Regions from separate parts of the Mus musculus genome. Here all the other regions are linked to region 3. Evidence: chromatin loops called from intact Hi-C (ENCODE). Cell type or tissue: left cerebral cortex. All regions are shown on one strand. Region 1 overlaps Gm30097 (a long non-coding RNA gene). Region 2 overlaps Gm30097 (a long non-coding RNA gene). Region 3 holds the start of Rbm46 (RNA binding motif protein 46).

The links. Peaks named below come from ENCODE experiments on the same cell type or tissue, not always from the same donor. Only the 100,000 strongest peaks of a DNase experiment are listed, where the experiment ranks them.
Region 1: it touches region 3 in a loop (4-fold over the local background); 22 of 42 quality-filtered maps call a loop at or near these places.
Region 2: a loop joins it to region 3, with 5 times the contacts of the local background. A loop is called at or near these places in 22 of 42 quality-filtered maps.

The regions. Positions count from the first base shown.
Region 1 is chr3:82,994,347-83,002,346 of GRCm38, forward strand. Gm30097 (a long non-coding RNA gene) reads right to left here. Exons shown (of 5, transcript XR_375748.2): 2 at 2,881-2,983. Among named protein-coding and RNA genes, the nearest start is that of Fgg, 9.4 kb to the right of the region's middle. In left cerebral cortex, CTCF peaks have their summits at 1,291 (motif pointing left) and 4,853 (motif pointing right); DNase peaks (open chromatin) are centred at 1,200 and 4,872.
Region 2 is chr3:82,980,856-82,988,855 of GRCm38, forward strand. It overlaps Gm30097 (a long non-coding RNA gene), which reads right to left. Exons shown (of 5, transcript XR_375748.2): 3 at 6,661-6,746; 4 at 3,866-3,981; 5 at 621-831. Among named protein-coding and RNA genes, the nearest start is that of Fgg, 23 kb to the right of the region's middle. In left cerebral cortex, a CTCF peak has its summit at 4,180 (motif pointing left); a DNase peak (open chromatin) is centred at 149.
Region 3 is chr3:82,874,033-82,882,032 of GRCm38, forward strand. Rbm46 (RNA binding motif protein 46) reads right to left here and starts at 2,451. Exons shown (of 6, transcript NM_001277170.1): 1 at 2,276-2,451. Rbm46os (RNA binding motif protein 46, opposite strand) reads left to right here and starts at 2,673. Exons shown (of 4, transcript NR_040382.1): 1 at 2,673-2,726; 2 at 4,665-4,794. In left cerebral cortex, a CTCF peak has its summit at 3,395 (motif pointing right); DNase peaks (open chromatin) are centred at 2,549 and 3,428; H3K4me3 peaks cover 354 bases.

The DNA of each region.
Region 1 (8,000 bases), 120 kb after region 3:
TCGAGTGGCTCCAGAACAATGCAGAAGGAGAACAGAGTCAAGGGCACTTCAAATCAAATGGGACAGCCATTGTACCTCGGGCAGGCCCAGGAGCTCAACAGAAAGAAGTACTCACAACACTCTGTTTATTCTATTACAGCAGATAAAGAACATTCAAATAAAGAACACCAAAGGCCCAACTACCGAAATGATGTTAATGGATGCAGAAGACAATCTGAATGGCAAACCTTTTCCTTTCATTTGACTTCTTTACAGGGTTGTCACAAAGAGGGAGCACAAGGATAGACTTTTAAATTTTGCAGATTGTCTAATTTATTACTGGTGTGTGTGTGTGTGTGTGTGTGTGTGTGTGTGAAAAAGAGACAGACAGACAGACAGACAGACAGACAGACAAGTGGCAGCGACCAGAGGAAAACTTTGTCATTAAATTCTCTCCTTGACAGGTTACCTGAATTTTAAAGAAGCACTCAGCCCCCAGGCTTGCCTAGAGCCTCTACCAGCAGGGGGGCGCGGGGAGGAAGGGCTGGAAGTGGGCACGTGGAGGCATGGGTGTGGGGAGGTCGCACATCAGATCACCAGCCTTAGGCTAGATTTGTTGTTTGTCTGTTTGTTTTCTTTTAGTGAGCAAAAGTGACAAGAAAGCCCTAAGATAGCCAATGTCTTTGGAAAAAAACAATTTAAAGAGTCCCTTGCCATCTCTCCAAATTTTCAACTGCTGGTCCCCAAAACAGTTTACACTGTCCCTGTGGCTGCTCAGTGCCAAGCCTCTGCCAAGCTTTTTTGGACCAGGTAAAGAGATTAGCCAGAAAAGGGGCAGGCAACTAGCAGGAATGGAAACCGAGAAAGATGAGGGCCGGAAGAAGGGACCGATTGTCACTGGGCAGGAAAAGGGAGGTGGGGAAAGAAGCATTGGGAGCCCGCCCTGCCCACACGCTTTACAGCTGTGAGAGGCGGGTGCACAGCTGGACACACGGTTCCTATGAGCCCAGGTACCATCTATTGGATTTTGGTGTGTCCCAAATGCACTCAACTTCCTTGGAGAGGGTCCCGCAGTGGGTGTGGGTGCGGGTGGGCCTGGGGTGCAGGTGGTTTCGCCTTACCCGATACAGTCAAGGAGTATTCCCAGGACCTGGAGGCGCTGCAGCCCTGGGGCCTGAGCTGGCCATAGCCACACCAGCCAGGGGCGTGACCCGCGACAGTCACAGGCTCAGCTTTGGCCGGCGTTTGGAGGCGCTTTCCGGGAGGATAACCTGTTCAGGCTGGACCCACGCCTCCTGCTGGCCAGCCGCGCTGCGCACCCGGTGCGGAAAGGTCCGCAGCACCGGTCTCAGTCTCGTGAGGCTCAGCAGAAAACCTGGGCGACTAGAGGCCTTTTTTAGTCTCTGGAGTTAACGTCGCAGGCAATTTAAAGCTGCTTAAAGATGAACTTGGGAGGAGGAATGGGATGAGGAACTGTCCGAGGGTGGGCCGTGAGGGGGGAATAACATAACGACTGAATTGGAAAAAAATTAAAGATAGATAGATAGATAGATAGGATAGAATAGGATAGGATAGATAAGATAGATCGTTTAATTCAGCGTCTGAGAAGGAAAATCCAGCAAGGCAAAAATGATGGAGCCCAAATTCTCACCATGGAGCCAGGGAATTCTGTCTAGGCCACCCAGGATCACAAAGTGTTCTATTCTCTTGTAGTTACTACAATCCACCGCACCCCCCCCCCCACACACACACACATAGTTTCCCTCTGATCCGTTGTAGACCCTTGTTTGTGACTCTTCCTAGACTGACTTTAGGGAGGAAAAAGATTAGAAGAGATAAAATTCTGTAATAAGATGAGAACAAATAGTGCTTTGCATCTTCCAGGGTGACTCCTGATGTTCAGGAAGGGCCCCTTGCTGAATTTTTATTGCTCACCAGAAACTAAATGCACTATTTGTTTATAATTAAATAAGTTTTTACATTTTTTAAATTCCTTAAAGCAGTCCTGCTAGACAGGTTTCAATTATCTGAGCTTACAGTTGAGGGACATGGGGGAGAGGTGTGTGTCTCAAAGCCTTCCAGATGGGAGTTAACCTATAAAGCTGGCATTGAAACCAGGCAGTCTAGCCCAGTGTTCATGCTAAATAGCCCCCATTCGCCATTAGCTAAACGCACCTCTGATTTGGTTGAAGTGTCTCAACAAACCTAGAGAGCAGGCACTACTCTCTTCATTTTAAAGACGAAGAAACAAGAGTAGAGGTTATTCCAGGCCACAGAGCTCTTAAGTGGAACTGGAGGGAAGAAAAGAAAAAAGGAAAGAGGCCTGACCTTAGATAACCATTCACTCTCCAATGAGAAAAAGCTTTCCAGTACGGAGACTTGCATCCCACCACCCCATGCATTTTAAGCCCTGCTGATGCATCAGTAGCTTTTATTTTGACACCAGATCTCACTAAGTTGCTTGAGTGGGCTTTAAACTCAGGCAGTCCTTGAACTTTTATTGTTCTCCTCCCCCAGTCTCCCAAGTAGCCTGAGGGCGAGCCCTTCCTAACACTGACCTTCAAACACTGACCCTGTGAGCTTCCAGGTTAGACCCACATTGTCCCTCCTTGCCCCTAATTGCCCCTTTGAGTACACACACACACACACACACACACACACACACACACACACACACACACACACACTTAGGATTGGCCATTTGGCCCACGGCTAGGATGACATGGCCCTAAAGTACTCATCCTCAGAGTCATCCTTCTTGTGCCTTTCAGGACACCCTGGGAATGGAAGTCCAGGGACACAGGTGGCCTCAAATCCTCTGTGTGCCTCTTCGGGAAACAGTGCTGCTCTGTGGAAAGGAAGCACAAGCAGGGCCATGACCACACAAACTGCTCAGGTTACCTTCTTTATGACTGCCTCTGCTTTCTCCTGCGTTCTCTTGCGTGAGGTGAGGCCTCTCTTGTATGATGGTGCAAGTCTCTAGAGGCTCTTGAGGAGTGGAATCCTGATTTAAAATAAAAATGTTTTTGAAAGAAGCTGTCATCGGTGGGCTTAATGGGGCAGCATTTGACAAGATTGCACGGTGGGGTGGGGCGAGCATCCTGGGAGCAACAGGATTTTAAAGGGAGAAGAGAGAGACACTGTGCACTGCTCTTCGGCCATCAGACTGCAGAGAATGTGGATCTCCACGAATTTAAATTTCCTTCAAGGATTCCATGTTGGGAAGAGGAAAGGGCTACAACCTTGGTGCTAGCCACAGAAAAGGATTTGTCTCCTGGAAAGAGACCTCACACAGTTCTCGCAACTTGTCTGACTACCTTGCAGGAGAAAACAGAGCTGAACAGATGATAGTGGGCCGAGCCACAGCCTGGCCAGGACTGCTTAGGGACGCATGCGCCTCTCCTTCTCATTAAACATAAGCCTCATGTTTATGTCGCTGCACCCCAGGGATGTCACTGGACCCCAGGGATGTCAGGACCCCAGTGTGGGAAGCCCCAAACGCCATTACAAGATGGCGCTGGTTTCAATAAGCCAACACCCATGAATATGGGTAAACAACCAATGTGCGCATGTGCATAAGAGTTTTTTGCCGAGTCACTGCCTGGCCCGAGGCATATTAATGAGGTACTGGTAGCATAACCAATCAGGTATGGACACGTCACTCCTAGGCCTATATTAGCAGCGCCATTTCTGGGGCTCAGGGTCTTTCGCCTACGCAGTCCATGCTCTCCCAATAAACGTGTTGCAGAAAGATCCTGTTGTGGCGTCTTACTTGCTGGCAAGTTGGGCGTCCCACACCCCAGGATGTCACTGGACCTTAGAGATGTCAGAACCCCAGGGATGTCAGGACCCCAGGGATGTCACTGGACCCCAGGGATGTCACTGGACCCCAGGGATGTCAGGACCCCAGGGATGTCACTGGACCCCAGGGATGTCAGGACCCCAGGGATGTCACTGGACCCCAGGGATGTCAGGACCCCAGGGATGTCACTGGACTGCTCATTGGTTCTTCTCCCCATATAGTCACTCAGTCATCTCTTTCTGATTTGTACTCTATTCCATCTTAACAGTCCTATTGAGAACTTGTGGCTGAGACTAGCCTGTTCGGGCTCCCAATGCCCAGACTCTGATTCTAACATCTCTGGTAACAGGCGAATCCATACAGTATGGGACCTTCAAGACTATTGGCCATTTGGGTATGAAACACTACCAAGAAGGAGAGGAGAGCAAAGAGCTCTGGGAGAAGGGAAACTGAAGGGGGCATTAATATTTAGATGATGTCCTTCATCAGCCCATCAGGTGGCTCTGTGTCAGTGAACATGAAACAGCTGAAGCTGAATGAGGTCTTATCCTTGGCCAGCAGATATTGGGTGTATTTTTCTGTACGTGAAGCAAGTGGGTTTTACACGGCTAAAAATATGCTCATTTGGAATGTGTTCCAAACAACTGGATTCGTAAAAACATGACTCTACTGTCAGCAAGCTTTTGGATTGAGGGTGCCAGCTTCTTGGGGGAAAATCAATAGTGAAAAAGCTGACATAAATGGGGGTTCTTGCACTTTTACACACCTGCTAACAATAGCTGGACAGACCTTCAACTGCACAGTGAATCTGTGACTCCATCAGGGCCAGTTTGACACCCTAGTCTCTCCCACGCATAAGTATATCAAAATTCTGATTTAAAGGCCATGCCATGATATCTACCGCTCCATCTCATGACCTAATGTAAATAGAGAAATATTACATTCATACAAGAATTCATACGCATACAAAAAGAACAAAGAGAAGATTCCTTAATCTGTAACAATCTATGCAGCAGGTTGGGTGTAGGAAGGTGACATTTGTAGCTAGTGTTCAAAATCACTCCACCAGAAGGTGGCAGTATAGCATTAAATATTAGACTGTCTGCCATAGGTCTTACACGTTCTTGGTATTCTGATCACTAAGTCTAATAAGCCTGTGCAACCCTAGAGGTCTGGAATGACATGTGCTAGACAATCCGTCCGCAATTCTGCACAGTACATTCTTCCATGCTGCTCAGAAATTCGGATGAAGAGATTCACTTCACAGAGTACATTAACTTGCAAAACCTTGGTGGCCTCCCCATCTCTGACTCCACAGAAGCTGAAATACTGAAAACGACTAATCCATTCTGTGTTATGAAATATTATTATTATTTTGTGGGGCTGACAGTCTTTACATCAGCAAGGAATTGAGGCAGGAGCCAGCCATTGTTTCTTTTTCTAATTGGTTGGCGGTGTTTGTTTTGCATGCTGGGGACTGAGCTGGTGGGCTACGGAGGGTACAGGACCCACACATCCTCTACCAATGAGCTACGCTCCCAGCCCTATTTAAGCTCTCCAGTTCAGATCTGACTTCTGCTCTTGGGCTCTTTTATGTTTTCACATCTCAGAAGCCGGCCTTACCCCCATCAACTCACGGGCTGCTCATTCTCAAAATCCCCTTGTTGCTAGCATTAGTAGGGTCAGAATCTGGACCCTAAACTGAGCCCGGGTCAGAACTTGCCTGGTGGTTTTGGCCTACCCCCTCATAGGGCAAAAGAGGGCAGGGGAGCAGCCTGAGGCTCAGCTCCAAGTCAGTAGGGGAGTGTGTGAATCAACCTCTTGGAAGGCCGTGGCCTGAGCTTTAAGTGGGCCCAAGTGAATGAGAAGGGCTGCAGTAAAGGAGCGGAGGCCGACTCCACCAGGGACTGGATTAGGTGAAGATCGAAGGCAGACTCCACCAGGGACTGGGTTAGGTGAAGATCAGCCCGCTTTCTCTACCGTTCAGGCTCTCTCTAACCACACACTTAAAGCCATCTGCCTAGGTTGGTGCTAAAGCTCCACAGTACCATGCTATAAATTCCTTTGCTTGCCACGCCTAGAATGTTCATTCAGCTTGATTCTGCTCACTATTATAGAGAGTCGTTCATTCCAAGCAAGCAGATACAGCCCAGAGGCCAGTGTGTAGCCTTCTCACCTTTTATTTTCATACAGCAAATCAAGGGAACAGGATAACAGCAGCTCCTGAATATTTATTTGCTTGTTTGTTTATTAGCGTGGCGGCCTTCTAGGGCTCCAGAGGCTTGTTTTATGGGCACCAGTCTATTGGGGTTTGTTTTAAAATGTTACAGTTTCTCTTTGCCTTTTTGAAAAATAAGCACATAACGTCCCTTTCAGTCAAAAAGTTTCAGTGCATGCCTCTATCTGCTCTGTGTCAGGATAGCTAGGGGACAGATAGAAGAGACACGAGAATAGGTGTGCTCCCACCCCCACTCTCACCCTGGCTCTTCTTGTCCTCCTGGCTGACACCCAGGAGTTTCACCAGAACTGACCAGACCTCCCTGTCTCCACTTTTCTGAGAAACATTGCAAGCGTGATTGTCAAAAGACCATGCCTCAAGTCTACCCTCTTTGTGACCTACTTTCAAAGGAAGGCTTTCTTTGCTCAACGTGTTCAGCACGGTTAGTGTTCCCTGCACCCGCTGGAGCCCTGCACGATCCGCCACGAACCAGAACTCACCGTTCAGGAAAAGTCAACGTGGTAGCAGATACTTTCCTTAACATCTTGACCTGGTTGTAGATTAAGTCATTTCAAACCCCGGCACCACACGCAGACTCACTGCTGAGTGCTTACTACCTGTGAGCCTCTCTTCCCATGCAACTTTCTTTGTACTTAATCAACAGACCTGCTTAATTTGGTTCACTCTGACTCTTCCAAAAATGCTTCTCTACGTCAGACCCAGATGCCCAGGTTCTGGGGTGGCTCCCTGGGCTACACTGCCAGCAATGTCAGGTTGTGTCTCTGCATCTGGTGACATCGGGATGCCACTTGTATGGGAGCCACCTTCTGGGTAACTGTGGACAGATTTTCTGGGGACAGTTGTTTTTCAAGCTAATATAAGTTGTCTTTCCTTTCTTTGACTCGTCCTGGAAACAGATTCATGTTCATTTTCTCTGCCCCAAACTGCATTTAATGGTTTGTGCATGTCATAGTAACATCTAATAGTAATGGCTCAGTGCTTCTCCACCTTCCTAGTTCTGCGACTCTCTAAAATAGTTCCTCGTGTTACGGTGACCCCAACCATAAAATTCTTACATTGCTACTTCATAACTACTATTGCTACTGTTGGGAATTGTAATGTAAATACTTGCGTTTTTCAGATGGTGTTAGGTGACTCCTCTGAAAGGGTCATTTGACCCCCAAAAGTGTCCCAACCCACAGGTTGAGAACCACTGGATTAGGAAATTAAATCTTATTCATTTAACAGGTGTTTGCTGAGTACACTGTTTTAAGACTTTCAGACAAGAGATTAAAAACTCCTCTGCTTTAGGCCGCTTACATGAAATGTGTCTTAGTTAATATATTGTTACACGATTGTAACACTATCTGGAATTTTGATGAGACAGTGACATTTCAATCCAATTTGGGAGATATGGTGAACAAGTTACACTCAACACACACACACACACACACACACACACACACACTTCTTTAATTTTAAAATTTATTTAGTGTGTGTGCACAGGTGTGGAGATCAGAAGCCAATTTGCAAGAGTGAGTTCTCTCCTTTCATGGTGCAGGTCCTGGAGGTGGAACTCAGGTGACCAGACATGTGGGCAGGAGCCTTTATGTGCTATCTCTCTTCTTGGTCTCATACATTCATCTTTGAAAGGATCTTAACCTCAAGGCTAGCAGTTTGTAGTTACTTGGACAAGAGATTCAGAGTTCTTGGAGGCTCTGCTTGTTATTTTTGTTTGTTTTGTTTTGTTTTGTACTGGAGATGGAATCCAAGTGCCCACATAGGTTGAGCACAGGCTCACCCACCCCCTCCTTCCGTCCGTTGCCAGCTCCCCTTGAAGTTTTCTGGGGACCATAAGCACATCACTTAAGCTCCATCAGTGTGACATATGGAAGGACTCACTGGTGTTTCTGGGTTATTTCCACGTGGTCCCCCTTTTTGTTTTATTTTTACTCTGTTACCAGGGCTTGTCAAGTGTTTGACAGCCCCTCTGAGAGCACA
Region 2 (8,000 bases), 110 kb after region 3:
TTTTCAGAGGTTTGGAAGAAGTCTCTGGCTCCTTTGCACATGAGAGATGAGCATCCCAGCTGCGTGGCACAGAGTTCAAGGATAAGCGGTCTGGAACAAGACCATGGAGGCCTCGATGGCTAATGAGGATGACACATCATCAGATCCCTGCCCGGTCAGATCCCTCTGGTCTCTGGTGACCCTGACTGATTCCATATGCTAGTTGCTTGGCCAGATTCCCTACTCTCCTCCAGCAGCTTGCAGTAGCTTGGAAGACTGTTGTAAGCCCACGCTGACAGAACTTGTGCCTCAGATTTCAGACAGTCCTTAACAAAAGAACTGATTTTTTTTTTCCTCCAGTAAGAAATACAGGGTAATGGATGGTTAACCATAGTGTTTAAGTAATATAACCATGATGAATAGCAAAAAGACTACTCTCTGACTATAAGGGAACAGTAATTCATTGTTGCAAATCACTACAACTTAAAAAGTCAAATGACAAAGTTAGAGACAAAGAATAATGACAGCTCATGCATTTTCATTCACTGTTTTTTTTAAAGCTATTACATGTGTGGGTGTGTGCATGTGTTCTGAGTGTGCATGTGCACAAGTGCATGCATGTGTGTCTACGTGTGTGTGTGTGTGTGTGTGTGTGTGTGTGTGTGTGTGTGTGTGTGTGCATGCATATGAGGGTGGGGCATGCATGTAGAAGTCAGACGATATCTTTTAGAAGCTGATTTTTCCTCCATCATGTGGGTCCGGGACTGAATTCAGGTTGTCAGGAGTTGGCAGCAGGTATCTTTACCTGCTGAGCCATCTTAGCAGCCTTAGTTCAGCAATTCTAAAATGTCTCTAAAGATCAAACATGGAAAAAACAAGATCAAAATGGAAAATGTATTGTCAAAGCCATATGAAATTATAATAAAGATATTAATTCTGCCAAACCAACCATCCTTTACTCTGATCCAAACCTGGAGGGATAAGGGTCTGGGATGGCAGGGTATCAAGTGGGAGGACAGGGTTGGAAATACAGAAGACAAAAGCAGTGGCTGGGATCAAAAGGTCTCGTATAAGCTAGTGACTTATGCCAAGCCAGTTTATTAAAATATACAGCCCTTTATATACAAGCTGTACGGGGAAGAGCAGATCAAGGCCAGCAGAGAACTTAATCAGACTATGTTGGCAAAGAAAACACAGGCTGCTCGTCTGCCTTCGGACTGCCGGTTACAGCCCGGCAGGGTAGAAAGCAAGGTTCCCAGGAACTGGAGGCCCAGGCCCAAGCCCCAGAATAGATCGTGCCAAGTCTGTTCCTGGACAAGAACACAGAGCATTCCCTTTGTCCTTTTATCGGAGTCTCTGAGAAATTCTCAGTCTGACTCCCCACCATAGTCAGTGTACCCAGACAGAATTCCTTCTTTTAGATAAAACCATCTGAGTTCATGTGGAACGACCACCAGACAGTAACACACACAAATATATGTTTGTGATAAGTAACTATGTTTAGAGGCCCAGCAAAGCCAGCATGTTCTGGGCTTCCCAGCCCAGAGAGTAAATGTCTTGTTTGTTTCAAGGTCTCAAATGTAGCCTAGGCTGTCCTAGAACAAGCTATGTGGTCAAAGCTGCCCTGGAATTCCTAGCAATTTATCAGCCTCAGCCCTCTAAGTTCTGGGATTATAGGTACAAGTCTTCAAACCCAAAGAAATAAATGTCTTTCCTCCCATAAAGTATGCAGACTGTTGTATTTTGTTTTAACTAGAGGAAAATAATTGTACTGGTTCGTGTCTTACATCATCTATAAAAATAAAACCAGATCATATGCCAAAATATAAAATCTAAAACTATTAGGCTTTCAGAAGCTATTATTTGTTTGTTTGTTTTTCCTTTTTTTGGTTCGATACCATAAACATGATCTATAAAAGTAAAAATGTATAAATTGAGTCTCATCAAAATTTAAAACATTTTTCTCTGACAGTATCTTGGGAAATGAATAAAGGCAGAAAGGGATAATATCCCTTGCCAGGTGTATAGAGAATTTCTACAGAGCAAGGAGACATAGGGACAGAAAACAGTCCAAATAGCTGCCAGTTTTGGCAGCCCAGCCGACACCAATTTTATCAAATAACAACAGATTAGAAATCAGTTTCTAGAGGTCAGAGTTAACCAAAATCACACATCAGATGGCTACAGCTGTTTACCCAGCGACATAGACTTCTTGCTCAGGAAGCTGTCACATGTTCCTCAATCGCCTGTCATCACATCATTTCCAATGACAACTTGATTTCCATTTCCACTTCCAAATTGATCCCTGCTTTCCTGGAGGGTTTACGAAGGACATCACAACTGCCTCACTAGAGCCTTCTGGTAAATCCCATTCAAGTTCACTCCCATTTACTCTGAGTGTAACTCCCACTCAAGTTCCATGACCTCTTTCTATTTCCACCATGACGCACCCCCATCTTGGAAGCAAACATGCTAGAGGCAACAGAAGTTCCCGATCATCAGAATGACCACAAAACTGACTTCCTGGTTGTTATGACCATCCAATGTGTGGCTAGTAAAGATAAAAGTGTATGTTCTAAAAGGTATATGTGAGTTACTAATGAAATGATTAATTTTAATTTTAACAATACACTGGGTCTGTAAAAAACAATCCTTTAGAGAGGACTGATCAAGATGATTAGTTAACACTTTTAATTATTCTTTTAACTGGGGCTGTTTACAGACATACCACAGAACGCATAAGGAACTCAGAGAAAATCTTGGAGAACTCAGTTCTCTTTCCACCTTTTGGCTCCGAAGACTCCAACCCAGAATGAGTAGCTTGCCAGAGAGTTTACCTGTTGAGCCATCCTGCCAGCCTGCAGGTCAACCCCTACCAGACCCTCTCCTCTGCATTTCAGTGTTTTCTGGTGGCTTGCTGAGGGAAACTATGAAATATATTGGGATGGCTAAAGCTAGAACATTCTGGAATTCTAGAAACAGCAAGCTTGTAATAACAAGGAGTTCTTAGCGTTAAGGTAAAATTATCCTTTCTGGGGATGTGACCAAACGTTGGATCTTTATCTCAGGTGGAAAAAAATATTTTTGATAATTTCTGACGTGCCTCAGATTCCCTGAGAGCCATCCCCAGATGCTGACTTAGCAACCTTGATCTAATCCAACCACCCAATTAGCAGGCCATGGGATGGAGGAGGACAGAGACTAACTGACTCTTATAGTCACAGCATGGGAGTGAGAGTGGCAAGATGAAAGCCATGCTCTCTTACCATGCCCCGTCACCTGCCCTGATGGACCATGTGGACTTGTCCATGTGACTTCTTGACCAGGAGGCCATCTGATGGCTGTCTGCAGATGGCATTAGATGCTCTGCTGGACTGTACTATGAACTGGCCAAGGAACTGCTACAAGCATAAGGAATTGCAATAACGCAATGCCCTTCTAACCAAGAGTGAAGCATTTTGCTTCTGTGCTTATTATATACTCAGCCCCATCCTCTTAGCCTTCCCCACAACTCTACCCCCAACCCCCTTCCCTTCCTTTCTGTTTTCTCTCTCTCTCTCTTTGCCTGAGGCAGGCTTGTCTCAAACTCCAGATCCCCTGCCTCTTTACCACCAACACACCAGAACTCCGTGGGCATTTCCTGAAAGTCTCCTCCTTCCTAGTTCTTCTCCATGTCTTCAGTGGTTCTCCCTGTCCGTTTCTATCCAGTTGTGTGCCATGACCATCTGCCCCCTTTCCAAGGCCTCTCCAAAGCAAGCTAGCTCATATATTCCTTCCAAGCCATCCTCACCCAGGCTGCAGAGATCCTGCCTCAAATTATCTTCAATGGTTACTTCTGTGAAAGTGGCTCCCTCCCTCCAACTAGTTTCAGACCACACCTTCTCACCTAAAGCACACTGGCGTCTTGGTTCGGGACCCTGTGATGTCAGCTCTCTTCAGCACATAGATAGCACGAGCAGTGTAACTGCATTCATTGACATTCCATCTCTCTAAAATGACAAACTTCAAAATGAAAGTTAGCTTTAAAATATCAAACTGCCACTGTTTCCTGTAATTTATGAGATGTTTCTACAAATTTGAGAACACCTTGTGTTTCTCCTCCATCCCCACCTCCTTTGGTTTGTAAATGTCGTTGTTTGTTTTTCAGTATACAGTAAACAATTAGCCCTTGCTTATTTTCTAAATGGCCATATCACTCCCCCTAGTGGATAATGAGAATAGTAAAAACAACCCTAAGGGGCTGAAGGAGCTGAGGGGGTTTGCAGCCCCCTGGAGGGAGCAACAGTGTCAATCAGCCAGATGCCCTGGAGCTCTCAGGGACTGGACCACCAACCAAAGAGTACACATGGAGGGACCCATGGCGCTGGCCACATATGTGGCAGAGGATGACCTTGTTGGACATCAGTGGGAGGAGAGGCCCTTGGGCCTGAGGGTGCTTGATGCCACAGTGTAGGGGCAGGGCAGGAAAATGGGAGTGGCTGGGTGGGTGAGGGAGCACCCCCCATAGAGGCAGGGGAGGGAGTGGGATGGGGGCTTCCGAAGGGGAGACCTGGAAAGGGGAAAACATTTGAAATGTAAGAAAGGAAAATATCCAATAAACACTGACAGCTTTAAAAAAATAAATAAATAAAAAGTCATAAAGTCAGCTGAGCATGGTGGTGGCCCACACCTTTAATTCTAGCACTTGGGATGTAGGAACAGGCAGTTCTTTGAGTTTGAAGCCAGTTTGGTCTACAGAGGAAGTTTCAGGACAGTCAGAGCTATTACACAGAGAATCTTTGTCCAGAATACCCCTGCTCCTAAAAGCCAGAGTTATGAGTGGTGTACCTACCACCAAGTTGATTGTGCTTCATTAAAGAGCTCCTAGGGGCTGGAGAGATGGCTCAGCAGTTAAGAGCACTGACTGCTCTTCCAGAGATCCTGAGTTCAATTCCCAGCAACCACATGATGGCTCACAACTATCTGTCATGGGATCTGATGCCCTCTTCTGGTGTGTCTGAAGACAGCTACAGTGTACTAACATACATAAAATAAACACATCAAAGAAATAAAATACAATAAAGAGCTCCCAACTATGTTTATGCAAACAGAAAAAGGCATGGAAGTAAGAATGGGTATTGTTGGGAAGAAGGGGTTTATGAGAGGAAAATGAGGGTGAATGTTCAAGATGCACTATATACATGTATAAAATGGTCAATATGTAAAATAAATATTTTAAGAGATCCAATCAACTAGAAAAAAACAGCCCTTCCCAATTCTGTAGTGGTCTGAAATTGTCAGAAATAAAAGTAAACAGAATGTACTATATCAAGACTATTGCTGATTCAAAACATCTCCTATCAATCTTTCTTTCTCCTCTCTCTCTTACCTTCTTCTCCTCATCTCCCCTCTCTCTTCCCTCCCTCCCTCTCCCCTTGCTCTTGCTGTTGATACACCTTAACCTGCTGTTGATTATATAACCCATTCTAAAGAAGAGATTATTCCTTATCAGAGACACAGGTTCAGGGCCTCAAAAAGGAGTACTCAGAAAAGCCACCCAGAGTCACCGTAGCACACAGGGCAGGGACCATCTCTGCTCACCCAGCACATCAAAGTGCTGGACAAAGACGAAATGGTCTTGGATCTGGATCTATTACAGTCAGCAGTTTCTGGTAGTCAACCTCACTGTGGCATGTGCACACACACAAACACACACACACTCACATGCATACATCCAAGCACACACACAAGCACAATAAATAAATGTTTGGGGAAATTGGAGAAATGACTCAGCAGCTCACTGCATTGGCTGCTTTTCCAGAGGACCTGAGTTTAGTGCCCAGGACTCACATTGGGAAGCTCACAACTGCCTGTAACTCTTGTTCCAGGGGATCCAACACACTCTCTGGCCTCCATCAGCACCTTCACACACTTGTCATACATACAGAGACACGCACACACACATGCACATAAATAAAACAAATATTGAAAAAAATGGGACACTACTTTAAAATTTTCTTCTTTGGCTAGCTTCAAGGCACTAATACAGGCTAATCAACTGTATATTATTTGCAAATCTATATAAAATATTAGGCAATTATAACAGTCAAGTTCTTTACACATACTATCCCAGGTGAGTCTCAAAATAAAATCAATCAATGAAAAAAATCTGATATGTTCAAATTATAAACTGGACTTTCTTACTATGGTAGTGAAGTAACAATGTAAAGAATGAACTAGACCAACATCTCTTCTGTGATGTGCAAGACTCGTAACTCCATTTGATTAAGATACAAAAGTTAACATTATCCATCCTGACCATTTGCTAAACCTTAGACTGGCTAACAGTGACTCATTCAGAAGAATGGTTATAGCAGTAACTCCAGGTATTTAAAATGAAGATCACAGTAGGAGAGAACATGGCTGGCCTAGTTACTCAAAAGTATCTGGTTTTTTGTTTGTTTTTGTTTTGTTTTGTTTTGGGGGGTTTTTGTTTGTTTGTTTTTGATTTTTTGTGGCCAGACTGCTGTTAAAGTTTAAATGAGAAAACTACTCTAGTTATCTTACTATGGGAACAGGCTCTTCTAATTTCACCCAATAAAGGCAGCTTCTTACATAGACTAGGTATCACACACACACACACACACACACACACACACACACACACACACAAAATGATGAGAAAACTGTATTAAGACTTACATATTCTGTAGTAAGTTACACAACTGGAGTGAATCTCTGCTCTAACTGGAACTTCTGTAGTGATGTCCCATGCCTCAGTCCAGCACCTAGGCCATAAATATTAAAATAAAAAGGTTTATTCCAGAAGAACCAATAACACTCACTGTGACTACACATGAACCAAATGACACTCACTGTGACTACACATGAACCAAATGACACTCACTGTGACTACACATGAACCAAACAACACTCACTGTGACTACACATGAACCAAACGACAGTGTAACTAGCACCACAGATGACTAAGATTGTACCTCTTGGACTTCTTTCCATTTATTTAACCATTTCTTTATTGCTGGGTATTTAGACCTCTCCCTTATTGAATGTGTTACATAAGCAAGGCTATAATAGCCATGCAATTGTCATGAACAAAGCCCTTTATAGTTAGTTGTATTATAGTTCATTAAGATAAGTTAGTTTATGGACAATAAATAAGCAGAGGACCTAATAATAATGACCTTTCCAATAATAATATAATCTAGCATTTCAAAAGGTTTTTGAAAAGTTATTTATGTAGATATTTTCTTGTTTCATATCTTGTACCCCAATTTTATTAAAAGAAAATTACACAAACATTGTTCAAGGTCATTAAACTGTCTAATTTACTTCTGCAGTGGTTATCACACAGGTAGCTACCATTGAGATAGCTTCAAAAATGAAACAATTCAGGGAGTTGGGGAAATGGCTCAGTCAGTAAAGCCCTCACTGTACAAGCATGCAGACCTGAGTCTGATTCACGACACCCAGGTCCAAAGACCTGCACAGCAGCATGCACCGTAACAGCAGCTCTGGGAAAGTGGAAGGATCTCTGTATGGAAATCACATGGAGAGTGATTATAGAAGAAAACTGATTTCACCACGCATGCCTATGCACACACACACCACATATACATATGCACATACATACATACATACACATACATACCTACAGATACACACATAAATATACATATACACATACACATACCACACACACATGAATATATACATACATATGTAGTGGGTTTGGTCTAATGCTGCTTGTATTCTAATGTTAATTTCGATCCCCCAAATTGTTTGCACGGTGTGGCAGTTTGTCCTGCTCTCACTATCTCAAGAAACTATAGCCAGTACTCGACGGCAGAAATGATTCCCCTCAGATGGCAAAGATCGTGAGTGACTCATTTTAATCTCAAGTTCAGAAATGCTTCTGAAAAAAGTTACCCTGCTGTTTGCAGCTTTTGCTGGGATACAAACACACCAAGAGGTCAGTTGTGTCGTGGGAAGGGCAGCTCGCTCTTGGAAAGCCCCTGCCTTTC
Region 3 (8,000 bases):
TTGACCTTGTGTCCGCACTAACTGTGTGCCCTTCCCTATAACCCAGGGATAGACTGTCTATGGCCTATACCTCCAGCTCCAGTGTACCTGATGCCTCTGACCTCCTAAGGCAACAGTACTCCTGTGCACACACATACACAAACATCACACACTATATATGGGACTATGTATCTTCACTTTTGTATTGTCTTTCAAAAAGAATGCAGTAAAAAAACAGACAAGTAACTATTTTTTTCAAAATATATAGGAAAAATTACTTATCTAAAGGGCTTTCTTCTATTTGTATTCTAACTCAAACTAAAATGTCATCTGCATTATCACAAAAATTTCTCACACTATAAATGTGGGCATTATATAAAGTTTATGTCTTTAAATTATGTGTAGTTTAATAATTTAAGACACAAAACCCCTTTATACAAAGCATATTATATTTTCCTGATTTGTATCTTGTGAACAGTAAATTCCACGTTTGTTGCTTCAGGTGTTACTGAGCTGCCTAGTGCCAATTCTGAGCAATATTTATTTCAGTGAGATAGGGTACTTTAGAAAACGTGTTGAAAACTTTTTAAAAATGTGGTCCTAGGCATCTAAAATATTTTATAAATACAAGTTTAGAGACGAGTCAGTTCAATTTCATTTTAAACTATTTCTATTATAAATAATGAGTGTGTTTGACTGCAAAGGTGAAGTGTTTAAAACTTTTAGTACTAGGTATTTCGCGAACGAAGAACTGACTTAAATTTAGGATGATAAAAAGAAACCAACTATTTAGAAAAATCATTTGTGGTCACAATGCGCAGTGGGTTACTGCGCCTGAGAACTTGTTACACCTCTGAACCCCACCAGGGAGAGAGGCAACTCCTGAAAGTTGCTCCAACTCTCACGCAAGCCGCTGCACTCACACAGGGAAAATTGTTTCAAATCACTGCAAACAAATGTTAAATACTAAACCCAAAAGCGATGTGCTCTTTCAGTTTATGAGAGATACCTATAAATGCTTTCCTGACTAAAGACACTGTCATCTGTAGTGTCATTTGAAGTCTTATTAATTTGAACACAGAAATCACATTTCCCCTTATCTTTTTACCTTACCAACCAACAGATATTAAAGTTAACAGCATTAAAAATTTTTAATTTACACAAATTACTTATTTGCAATCCTTTCTTAACTTCTGGTACCTCTTAAGTTTTCCACCAATGAAAACAATACCACTGAACGCTTAAAGCGTAACTTCACCCATACACAGTTGAATATATATTCTTGGTTTTAATATTTCTTACTTTATAAGGATGTTTGCACCTTACATGAGCTGTTTTATAATTTTGGCATTAATATTTTAAAGTCCAAGACTCTTATATGAAAATTAGCACTTAAAACATGGCCACACGCAGGAAATAAGGCATTAGTTGGTTATTTGGCAAATACAGTGCTAACAAGATCCGAATGTCCTCAGTGGCACAGTTAGTGATTGAGACAATATTTTAAACAGGTATACTTAAAAACAAATCTACCTATCACAGCGCTAAGGTTGATTCTTATGACTACAAAGGAAGTTTCTGAAGCATCTCATTGCCCTAATCCCTTGAAATGAAAACTGCTAGTTATTTAAATTAGCCTATTTCCACATGCATATTCATAAATGATGGGCTGTTACCACCTTGATGCTACCTATAGTGCTTCCTGGTTTTAACCTAATTCTAGAAGGCTAAATGAGGTGCTTTTTCTGAGTCCCCTGGGGTCCCCTTCTCATAAATTCACCAGGAAGCCAGTCCACCAGCATCCACCGGGCCCCTGGACCGGCTCCGTGGTCCTCCCTCACCCCAGGCTGCACTAAGAGTGTTATCCGGCCCGTCGGGCAGTTGGCTCCCGACAACCACTCACGCAGATCCCCTAGGCAGCCCGGCCGCTTCCCAGTCGGGGCGGCGGAAAGTTCGAGGCCCGGCCCCCGCTAGGAACTCTGGGCGGCGCGGCGAGCGGACACAACGGCGACGGGAGGCCAGCGAGGTCGGGAAGCAGCGGCCAGGACCCCGAGGTCCCGGAGCTTCTGCCGACTGGGCAGCCGCGCAGGGAGCCCGAGACCCGAGAGCCGCTGTCGACGGGGCGGCCGCGCAGGGAGCCCGAGACCCCGGAGCCGCTGTCGACGGGGCGGCCGCGCAGGCCAGCCCGCGGACACCGCCCGACGGTGGCGCCCCGGACCCCGCACGAGGGCACCCCCGACTGCGGCCGTTGGCAGCGGTTTGCCGGTCACCCCCGCAGCTCCCATTCCCGCCTCACCCCGTCGGGTCTTCAGAGGCCAGACCTAAAAATCCCTGGACCAACGAGCACAAACCGCCGCCAGAGCTTCGGATCGGCGCTGCGGGCGGAAGCGGTGGTCAGAGGAGTCGCCGCGGGGCCGGACGGGGCAGGGCGTGGCCAGTGGCGCTCGTGCTGTCCTCGCGCCTCGGGGCCACGGGCTCTTCGCCTCAGCCTAGCGTGCCTCACGTGGAGTGGCCCCACCTCGACCAATCAGCGGCCGCCGGTGGGGGCGAGGAGGCGGGACTGAGGCTTGAGGCCGGAGGAGGCACTTGCGACAGGCGAAAGGGACTTGGAGTGGCACGCTCGCTGGCCAATCAGGAGGAGAAAAGCCAGTCTGGGCGAGTGAAGTTTGGCGCGTGGAAGACTTGAAGGCGTTACTAAACAAAAGTTACAAAGTGAACTTGCAGTGCTTCCCTTAAGGGAGATGTAGGTAGGTTGAGAAAGTTCTTTGTCTGGCTGGATGAAGTTTGCAAATCTTGATTGAACGCCTTGTTGGGTGCAAAACAGTCATGGGGACTTTTGTAAATGAGGATGGGAGGGGTGGCCCCTTAATTTCTGATTCCCCTTAAAACAGATATGATGAGACTGGGATCGTAAATAACGTTAACAGAGTTTTAGCCCTTTTATGTTTCTACGTGCCAAAAGCAGTTCCAGGGCATCTTCGTCCGTTCTCACAGGGTTTTTAAAACTAAGTTATAGCATGTTTTACAGACAGGGAAACCGACTCAAGAGAGCTGTGGGCGTTTACACAACGTGTGCATCAAGCGGCTTGTGATATGTTACTATCCCAAAAGGTGCCCCCCAAGGAGAACGCTATGCACAATACCTGGGAGGCGTTGGTAACTCGGAAAGCAGTTATTCCTAAACTCTGCTCTGCACAGTATTTTCCAAACAAGTTGAAAGCCTGAGCCACATCTAATACACTAGTTTGGCTTTGTTTTTAAAGATTTTTTTAACCTCAAAAACTACAAGAGGAAGGTTTGTTAAACATTGTTCGTTTGTTTTGTTTTGTCCAGGAAAGAAAGGTTCTTCACATTCATTTTCATGTCTGAATTTTACAGACTTGATTTTACAGACTAGCTGATTTTAAGCGTCGTTGTAGGAGCCTGTAGAAGCCAGTAGGTGGCGATATTTTATTGTGAGGTGTGAATGAGGTCTTGGAGGTAGCCTGGAGGACTACTTAACATTTCCAGTGTGTTCTCTTTTCACACCCCATCCCCAGTATAAAGGAAACCAAGTGAACAAGAGTTTCATAAAGGTCATTAGAGTGAGGCCTTAGAAACTTGCTTTAGAAAGACAATGTTAAAGACTCAAGTTACAGGGTACATCCTCTCCCTCAAAGTCTTAAAGAAACTGAGCAAATTTTATTAGCAGATGTATTTTTCATTGACTGCTATAAAAGATTTATGCCTTCTGCAACCAAAACATAAAGGAATAGCCTTTATTTCTTAAGTTTCCAAGAAGAGGGCATCTGAAACCTTTATGCTACGAGAATTCTTTAAGAATAGACTGCAAAATAGAAATTTTTAGATGCTTTATGGGGAAAGATGACCCAAATGAAGAAAGATGTGAAATGCAGGTGTTCTTTTGTCTGAAAAGAAGCCAGAATTGGGATAAGCCTTTGCTGATGGCGAAAACAGGAGAAAATCTATCAGCAGCTCAAAGGGAAATTATGCTGTCTGTGGGAATGGAAAGAAATGGTTAAACAGTGGAAGGGACCAGGAGAAAAGGTTCAGCATTTAAGAACCAACCCTGGCTGTTCTTCCAGAGGAGCCACATTCAATCCCAATGGTTTTAACTGTCTGTAACTCTGCCTCTAGGAGATAGACCACCTCTGGCTTCTGTGGGCACATACCCACACGCACACACACACACACACAAACACACCTTTACATAGTTTAAAATTAATAAATATTCTTTAAAATGGAAAGGATGTATAAAATAATTGGTTAGAGTAGCTTGGATGTATATACGTCTATTTTCCCCTTATGAAATATAAGCTTCGGGATTATTTAGAGGTTAGGTTCATAAATGTCCTATAATATACAAACTTCCAAAGGTTAAAAAAAAAAAGTAATGGAAAGTCCTTATAAAACGTTTTCTTTCCAGTTTAGGCCTGATAGAAATAAAGGTGAATTTTCTACCCAAAGGTCAGTGTGTCGCTAGAGATTCCTCCATCCGTCTCTGGTCTTCATGGCAAAGATCGAAAAACGTGGCGACTGCCTGTGTGTTTCTAGAAGTCTTAGCCGTAGCATAGAACAGGATAGTAGCACAGGAAACAGCCCTGCTTTGCTGTGGTTACTCTTTAGTCAAGCGGATACCCTCTCAGAAGTGTGTGTTTTGTTTTGTTTTTACGATGGCGTTACAGTTACAATTCCAGCACACTGGCCCACTCTCTCTCTCTTGGTGGTGTGAGACTTTCTACAACAGAATGTCTAAATGCCATGAATGCCCCATCACTGAACCAGGAGCCATTATCAAGAGGACTCTAAGGGAAGGTAGGTGCTTCAGCAATGACTTTTCTGGTGACAGAAATGGGGTATCTTTATGTCCTGTCTGTATTGCCCTAGGATCGAGAACCTTGCTTTTATGTCAGCAAAACAGAAATCAAGATCTTTGTATGTAGATCAATGACAAGGAATCCAACCCATTGCCAGAGCCTCAGTAAACATCAGTACAAATTGGAGGGAGTTCTGATGAAGCCAGACTTCTCCGGTTTATACTAGTTACTAGTTACTATCAGGAACATGTTGCAAAGACTTCTCACTGTGATGGACAGAGGAAAGGGCCTTGGACCCAATATGCTGTTCAGAGTCATGCCTCCAGCTAGACTTCCTTTAGCTAGACTCACCTCCAACCACAGCTTTGCACTGCCACCTGGGACCAAACACTGTACAGATGAGCCCACTCATTCATACTCAAACCACAACAAGCTTCTATAATAAGCATTGTGGGGGGGGGGACCAAATCCTGATGTGCAGGAGGAACTATAAGCCTGAAACTGCTGCTCGGAAGATGGAGAGCTGCAGTCTCTAGATTAACCTACCGAGCACATCTTCATGGTCTGCTGACCAGCACAACACAGTAGAAACCTCAGGATCCTCGCTGGAAGTTAGGAACACCTACTTACATTCAAGAAACTGGAGTCTGACATCATTTGCCAATGGTTTCACCCAATCAGGATCCTCCTATTTTATCAGAAAGAATTCCCCCCAGGGAAGACCCAATAAAAGAGCCAGGAAACATGAAAAAATATGGTAGCACAATGTAACTAAATTATCAAGAAACACACAAAAATTAGTGGGTTGAATAAATAATTAAGAAACACCCAAACTTTTTTTCTCAGTAGATTTTACTCCTATAGAGCTAGAAATAATTTTTGATAATATCTCCCTTATTAGATAGTGGTATCATAGAAGAAAACCAAAATACAATGGCGGGTGTTCTAGGGATTTAAGTGGAACCAGCAGGCCCTCAGGATCAGCTTTCTAGCAAGACCCTGTGCTTTAGTAAACTACCCTTTGAACCCTGCCCCCACCCCCAAGAGTGCTGACATTTCCGCTGAGCCCAGACTGGCAGTTTTCTGAAACCCTGCTATTGAGCTCTGTGGACTTTCTTTACCAGGTTCTACTTGGGTTTTCCAGATGCTTGCGATAACACCCAGCCCCGTTTTACAAGGCTGCTTGGTGTTCTCAGCATCTTTATAATCCTGACTGCATGATGGAACTACCTGCCCACTTGCAACTCTAGGTTTTAAATACAGCTGTCACATTTCAGGTCTCTTTGAGTAAGTCTCTGCCTCCCAGGTTGAAGACCTAGTTACTTTCAAATAAGTGTGGCTTTCTTTGTTCTTAATCATGTGGATTGCATCCCCGCATGACAGTGGATACAAAGGAAAACATAAGGCGAAACTGATTTTTTAAGATGATAGCAGTGACAGTGGTCACACCCTGAACAGTGTGCTGCGTGGGTGGCATGGGGTGGCGCGGGCTGCGGAAACGTGGGGAGTGGGGAGATGCCTGGAAAGGAATGACAGTTCTGACTGGTGTGAGCCACAGCTGCTCCTTAGCAAGATTCTCATCTGAATAACAGGACATGTAGGAGGACAAAGGAAACACCTTTTGTACCTTAAGCCCAGAGCCAGCCCCTAGAGTGAGAATTTGAAACTGTGGGTTGTGGATGCAGAGATAAGGCAAAGAGTTCATGTGCAATGTATAGCCCAGAGCATAACTTTCCTGCTTATTATTCTCACAAACAGCCCAAACTGTATCACTCTTAGTCCTGTCAGGCAGAATACTGGCAAAAACCACACAGGGCTGCCCTTGTCCCTTGTGGCTGCCGAGGTCTAGTGGTTCGCATTGTCCTTTACAGTGCTCAAAGGTTCAACATGTGCTTTGCGGTTAGATGCTCAATATGAACTTGTTGTACATAGAAGAGCAAAAAGATAAGAATGGTGGGCTGGAGAGATGGCTCAGCAGTTGAGAGTACTTGTTGCTTCTGGAAAAGACCTGATTCAATTCCCAGAACCTCTATGGTAACTCACAGCCATCTGTACAATCATGTTTAAATGTATGTCTCTAGAGAATTATAAGTGAAAAATCTTTCATATTTGTTTATAGACATGAAAAGTAATTGTAACAATGAAAGAAAATGGCATTTTGGAATGTTTTAAATTTTACTCCGTGTGTGTGTGTGTGTGTGTGTGTGTGTGTGTGTGTGTGTGTGTGTAAATGAGTATATAAAATGTGTCAGAATACAGAGTGGAAGCTAGGTGAGTACTTGAAATGCCTCAGAAGAATGTGTCATTTTATTAATGAGGACGCTAAAGACAACTGTAATGATACAAGGTATAGTCATCCACTTCAAGCTTGCAGCTACAGGTGTGTGCGCGTCAGTTTGGTCTTGGATTATCAGTTTTTCAAACTGATGCTATAATCGCAGACTGAGATAGGGCACAGAGGCTGTATCAACCAGGTGACTGTACTCTGCAAAGTGTCTTTAGGATGTGATGTTGGTTTGTCTTGATTTTTTCCTGCTTGCTGGTACCCTTCAGGCTGGCATTAAAGAGAAGCCAAGAAGACCCAGATGGAGCGGAGAAGCTTGTGTTCACAAGAATAGACTTCCCTGTGTGGCTTTCCGGCAGGACAATCCCAAATATTCTGCATACCTATCTTCCACTCTGCGTTCTGACACACGTTCTATGTGCAGGCATGTTTGTCTATAAGGCCTTTCCCTGTACAGCTGACTATGCTGTCTCTGCCCTGACTTCCCAGGAGCAGCAGCATATTGAATGGCGTGGTCCACAGTGCTAAAGCTTTGAGACCGTATTGAGCTACAGAAGGATAATGTGAGCTCCTGCCTTTATGAAGTGGACATTCCTGCTGGATCTTTATTTGCAGGCTTTTTATTTCTTTCTGACTCTAGGGAAGATTGAAATACTTTGCTGAGTAAGAATGGAGATGGTGAATACCGTTGTCTTGTTTGTGATTAGAGATGTTTCATTTTTTTCCCCTTTTTAATGTAATATTGGCTATAGGTTTGTCATCTGTAGTCGTTAGTGCACTGTGATCTGTTTCTTTTAGTGCTAGTTTCAGGACTTTATCATGAAGGAATATTGAACTTTCTCAAAAACCTTTTCAGCATCCAACTAAGACAACCCCGCGATTGCTGGCTTTGAGTCTATATTCTGGCTTGCACTTATTGA